Linked DNA regions of Homo sapiens: region 1 is linked to region 2. A link is a loop called in an ENCODE intact Hi-C map of the cell type or tissue named here. Cell type or tissue: B cell. All regions are shown on one strand. Each heading gives the region's core, and the rest is flanking DNA. Links, peaks and the distances in the headings are about the cores only. Region 1 has its middle 110 kb from the start of TRD-AS1. Region 2 has its middle 260 kb from the start of TRD-AS1.

Region 1 (2,829 bases), core at 114-2,613, 150 kb after region 2:
AAGATACAGATTATTTCGTCACCCAAGTAATAAGCATAGTACCCAATAGGTAATTTTTCAATCTTCACTCTCCTCCTACCTTCCACCCTCAACTGGGCCCTGGTGTCTATTGTTCCCTTCTTTGTGTCCATGTGTACTCAATGTTTAACTCCCACTTATAAGTAAGAACATGCAGCCTTTGGTTTTCTGTTCCTGCATTAATTCACTTAGGATAAGAACTTCCAGCTCCATCCATGTTGCTGCAAAGGATGTGACTTTTTTCTTTTTTATGGCTGAGTAGTATTTCATGGTGTATATGTACCACATTTTCTTTATCCAGTTCATCATTTAAGTCACCAGTTTTGAGTTTAATAGATGAAAGATATATACGTGGTGCTGGGTTTTGCTTATTAACTTGATTCTTCTCATTTTGTACATAATTTTCATGCTTGTTTTCCTTTGTTTGAAACAAATTCATATTGAATTGTTAATTAATTCACTTGATGGGCCAATCAATTTACTGTGCACCAATAGTACAATACTGAAAGAAATATTTTTAACTTTTAATGAAGCATTCTTTACTATTGCTAATCAACTGTAGTACAGTGATTTATACAAAAGATGAGCTCTACACAGTACAGCCATGTGAATGGGGAATTTAGCACCAATCATTCATTGAGTTCCCCATGCTTACAGCATCTAACTTGTTATGATTCTATTTTCCAATGACTGTTTTATATTCAAATTACTTGACATTATTAGGCCTTCACTTAGTATTAAAGTAACTATTAGTATTAGCAAAGCAGGGCATCAAAATATTGTGACAGTGTTTGCTTATAGTTTTTCAGCCCCAACGTGAGTTAGTTGTGTTTTATGAGGGGTATGTACTCCTTATAATTTTGCATAATTTAAGGCTTATGTTTCCGTGGGGAACTGGTTCACAGAGCCCAAATACCTACAACTTTGTAGCACATTTCTGTTTTGATGCCGCTCTTTATTTTCTTAGCATTATCTACAATATTTAGCAACTGCTCTTTTCTAAATTAGTGGTAAAACACATCAAGGGAGTTGTTTGGCTTTTTCTGTGGGAGTGAATTATAGCTAACATCTGTGAAAAGTTATGTATCTGAATGCACATTTTCCAGCATGAGCTTTAGTACCAACTCCTAATGAATGCTAATATAAAAAGAAGTAAAACAATTTGAAATTATTTAAGTGATTATTAAACATAATAGCATAAAATAACCAAGATCTCTTATAGAAATGCTCATAAAGCAACAGGTGGAACATACCATACTAACAATGGCTGGTTCTTTCCATTAAAGCTGAAGTAGCTCCACCATGTGGCAGGAGTAAAAACAATCTACGATTCCTTTAGCTTGTTCACCAACTGAAATTACGCAAATCTCATTTAAGTTTGATGAGAACCACAAAATTACCCATTCTTCTCAGAATATATGGGCTATTAATTTTTATATCACATTACTTAAATTTCACATAATTTATGCTGCCCAACTACATGTTTTAGACTACCATTCCATTGAAAACACATTTTTAACTCCATAAAATTATGAAGACCCATGAAAATTCTAGAGATGCATATATTCCAAGTATAATAAATATCACAAATAACTTTTAAATTCAATTTTTAAATAATTCTTGTTACTATTATAATTTCCATACAGGTCTCAGAAGCATCTTAAAAGTAATGATAACTTTTTGTCTCTGTAAAAAGAATACTATTCAAAAAAGGACAAAAAGTTCATAAATGTGGAATACTAACTTTGTAACTAATATATAAAATACATGAGTTTTTTGATTCCTAAATTCTTCCAACAGAAATTCAAATAATGTAAAATATTGGTATCTTTAAGCCGTAACTTATTACCTTGTTAATTTCAAAACAGCATACTAGTAACCTGATCTTTAACATTAGTTGTTACCAAATTATAGTTTTTAAAAAATTTCCTAGGAAAGTACGCCATTTTTTGGGTATCGAACATCTCACCTCATAGGAATACGGGGATTGTTTTCCTTCCACTCTTTTGTATTTTCCAAATTTTCAATGTAATAAGCACATATTAATTTTATGATGAAATGAAATTTGTAAAAGAATAAATGTTAACATTAGAAGATAATTAACAAGTTATCTATCTCGAGTACAATATACAATACAAGGAAATTAATATACCACTTTACCCTGGTGGCAAGGAAAATAGGTGAGATATCTTTCCCATCACAACATAAAAATATATGTTAGTAAATATTCATATTGGAAAGGAATGTATTCTATGACCTAGCAATTACTGCGTCCCAGTCTTGGCATTACTCTTATTGTAAAAGAAAGCATGAACAAGCAGCAATTTTGGGGCCATAAAAAGTTGGAAATAACATAATCATATAGTAAAAAGTGATATCACAGGTTATAATAAGTCTATGTTCCATATATTAAAAATAATGACACGAATCTACATATAATGAAAAGAGAAGATTGCCAAAATGCATTATTGATTGAGAATGCAAGTTGCAGAATAATATATACAGTATTATGCTATTTATGTTGATAAAAATATTGTACAGTATAAACCCTAAATATTGCACAGCAAAAGGACTGTAAGTACATTGATGAATTCCCTGTTATTAGTACCTGTGGAAGAGGGAATTATATTGTGGGATGGGAGAACAGTCAGTGGAGAGTTTGGTTTTAATTGCAATGCTTTTATTTTTATAATAAGGATGTATTAGCATATTACTTGCATAATTAAACTTTGTTTTTTAGGTTTTCTTCTTCACCATCGTATATTTGCATGCATATACCTATGCAAATAACAAAGTCCACCTTTATTGGGG
Region 2 (2,829 bases), core at 26-2,525:
ATTCTATAGAAGGCTTTTTAAAGTGTGGGCTAGTATTGAAGGTAAAGATTGCCTTATTCAGTTCTGTATGCTCCTCTGTTCCTGGCACAAAGAAGACAGTCAATTAAAAATGTTTACATGAGAGGCCGGGCACAGTGGCTCATGCCTGTAATCCCAGCACTTTGGGAGGCCGAGGCGGGCAGATCACAAGGTCAGGAGTTCAAGACCATCCTGGCCAACATGGTGAAACCCCGTCTCTACTAAAAATATAAAAAAAAAATTAGCTGGGCGTGATGATGCGCACCTATAGTCCCAGCTACTTGGGAGACTGAGGCAGGAGAATCACTTGAATCCAGGAGGCAGAGGTTGCAGTGAGCCGAGATCACACCACTGCACTCCAGCCTGGTGACAGAGCAAGACTCTGTCTCAAAAAAAAAAAAAAGTTACATCAATTAAGGGGCAAGATGCTAATTAATTCTCATATCTGTGCCTCTGTGCCACCCAGAAATGCAGAAGGAAGCTTATAAACAAAAAACAGTGGGTTAAATTATCTGACCTTCATGGGGACAGTACAAACTATATTCATAAGCAGTAATAGAACATGGCATTATTTACTTTATTGTGGTGTTGTCACATCATCAGTCTCTTACTTCATGTTTCTGGGTTTTGTTTCTTGCTTAAGATCTAGAGAATTAGGCCACTTTATCATTGTCACAAAAAAAGTAGTCTTGGAAACCAAGCGATCCATCACTTCCTCTCAACTGGGCAATTCAGCTTTTCTGGAATGCAAATATGTTTGTCTTCACCTTGAGATTTGAACTTTCTAATTAGTAATTCTTTTTCTTAGTGATCATAAAGATCAAGCAAGAAAGTACTAGTCTTCCTAGACTTGAACACTACCTACATAGATTATATGTATTTTACTAAAAATAGACATTCCTAGACGATGACAAGAAAACTATGTAATAACATTTATGGAATGGAATGCAACCAAAGCTATACTCCAAGTATACTAGCGAAGGCCAAACTATTCTAACAAATATATGCCAAACGTTCAGAGGCTTAATGAACAAAGTTTGTCTTTCTTGTGAAAATCTGGAGCAGATATTCCAGGTCAGCAGATGACTCTGCCTTACATGATCTTTGAGGAACTGAGGTTATTCTCATTTGGGGACTCTGCTATTTCTCAGAGACTTACCATCATATGCAGGGTCATGGCCTGGCTATGCCAGGTTTCACTTAGCAAGGAGATGAACGAGTGGGTATGGAGCAGGCATGACCATTCCCTTAAGAATCATGGACAAGAAATAATAGAATTACTGACTCCTAAGATTATGGACAGCTTTGGGTAGCCTGTCCTTCAATGGTAAGACAATTTTAGAAGTATCTACCATCTTTCATAAAACATGTGGACACTAGTTTTCAGCTATTCTGCACCAGCTCACAAGATGGCGGTGTTCTATTTTGAATGACTTCCATGGGTGATTGAGTGGGAGGGATTTGAATTTAAATAGAACCAAATGACACTTTTTTTAATGGTTGGCTGAATTGCCAAATTGCTATTTCCCTTTTTCTGAGTGTGTGTCTGTGTCCGTGTGTGTGCATGTGTGTGTGCACGCACGCGCACACAGGCAGACGCTAGGGGTAGAGTGTGATGGTTCAAAAAGAAAAGGAAACGCTTAAAGGTAGTGAATCACGTTTTGCCCAGGAAAACACACTTGATAACTGAAGGATGATGAAGTGTCCACAGGCTTTACTAGCTATCTTTTGGCTTCTACTGAGCTGTAAGTAGGGTTACTACAAAGGGTCAGGGGCAACCAGGAAACCTGAGGATTGATCCTCAGAACACTAAAAGGGTAAAGTAGACTTCGTTCTGACTTATTGTCTGGGAGCCCTGTGGTTCCAACGGTGAATAATTATCACATTTTTCTACACAGGGGTGAGCAGTGAAGACAAGGTGGTACAAAGCCCTCTATCTCTGGTTGTCCACGAGGGAGACACCGTAACTCTCAATTGCAGTTATGAAGTGACTAACTTTCGAAGCCTACTATGGTACAAGCAGGAAAAGAAAGCTCCCACATTTCTATTTATGCTAACTTCAAGTGGAATTGAAAAGAAGTCAGGAAGACTAAGTAGCATATTAGATAAGAAAGAACTTTTCAGCATCCTGAACATCACAGCCACCCAGACCGGAGACTCGGCCATCTACCTCTGTGCTGTGGAGGCACAGTGCTCCCTAGTCACCTGCAGCCTGTACTCAAATTCTACAGCTGAGGCTCTGCAACTGTAAGATGGGGAACTTGCTACATTGAGCAAGCCCTCAAAAATAAACTATACGGAAAAGCAGTTATTGGTCAAAATCCTTGTGCCTATGTTGACAATTACTTTTGCAGTTTACTGAATCCTAACTCAGAGTCATATCGCTGCATTCACTACTTTCTCTGTGAGTTTTCTATGGGATTCAGCATAGCTAATATTTCTAGAGGGTCACTCAGGATACTAACTCCATTGCCACACCATTATGCTCTGTGGTAGAAAGCAAGCCCTTTTATCAGGATTGTACAGGCAACTGATATGTGCACTACACATTAGGGAATCTACCTAACAGCTATGGATGTTTTAGCTTCTTTCCCAGGACAGGCACATTTATAGGTAAAGTTCTGCCTATAACATTTTTTTCTGGACCTACTAGCAAAGAACAAAGGGTAGGAACAAGCAGGTATCATTACCTGATTAAAACAAAAGGTTTTCATTCTCAGTTGCATTATTCTTACTTACTATCTTCATTTTAGGATTGTTGCCTATGCTAGGTACTTCATTAAAGTGGTGATAGAATTTTTCAAGATATTA

What was found. Peaks named below come from ENCODE experiments on the same cell type or tissue, not always from the same donor. Only the 100,000 strongest peaks of a DNase experiment are listed, where the experiment ranks them.
Region 1: it touches region 2 in a loop (13-fold over the local background); 21 of 110 quality-filtered maps call a loop at or near these places.

What each region holds. Positions count from the first base shown.
Region 1 is chr14:22,374,211-22,377,039 of GRCh38, forward strand. It overlaps TRA. Among named protein-coding and RNA genes, the nearest start is that of TRD-AS1, 110 kb to the right of the region's middle. In B cell, for the core only: CTCF peaks have their summits at 1,344 (motif pointing left) and 1,550; a DNase peak (open chromatin) is centred at 1,321.
Region 2 is chr14:22,225,051-22,227,879 of GRCh38, forward strand. It overlaps TRA and TRAV36DV7. Among named protein-coding and RNA genes, the nearest start is that of TRD-AS1, 260 kb to the right of the region's middle. In B cell, for the core only: a CTCF peak has its summit at 1,402 (motif pointing right); a DNase peak (open chromatin) is centred at 1,511; H3K4me3 peaks cover 862 bases; H3K27ac peaks cover 836 bases.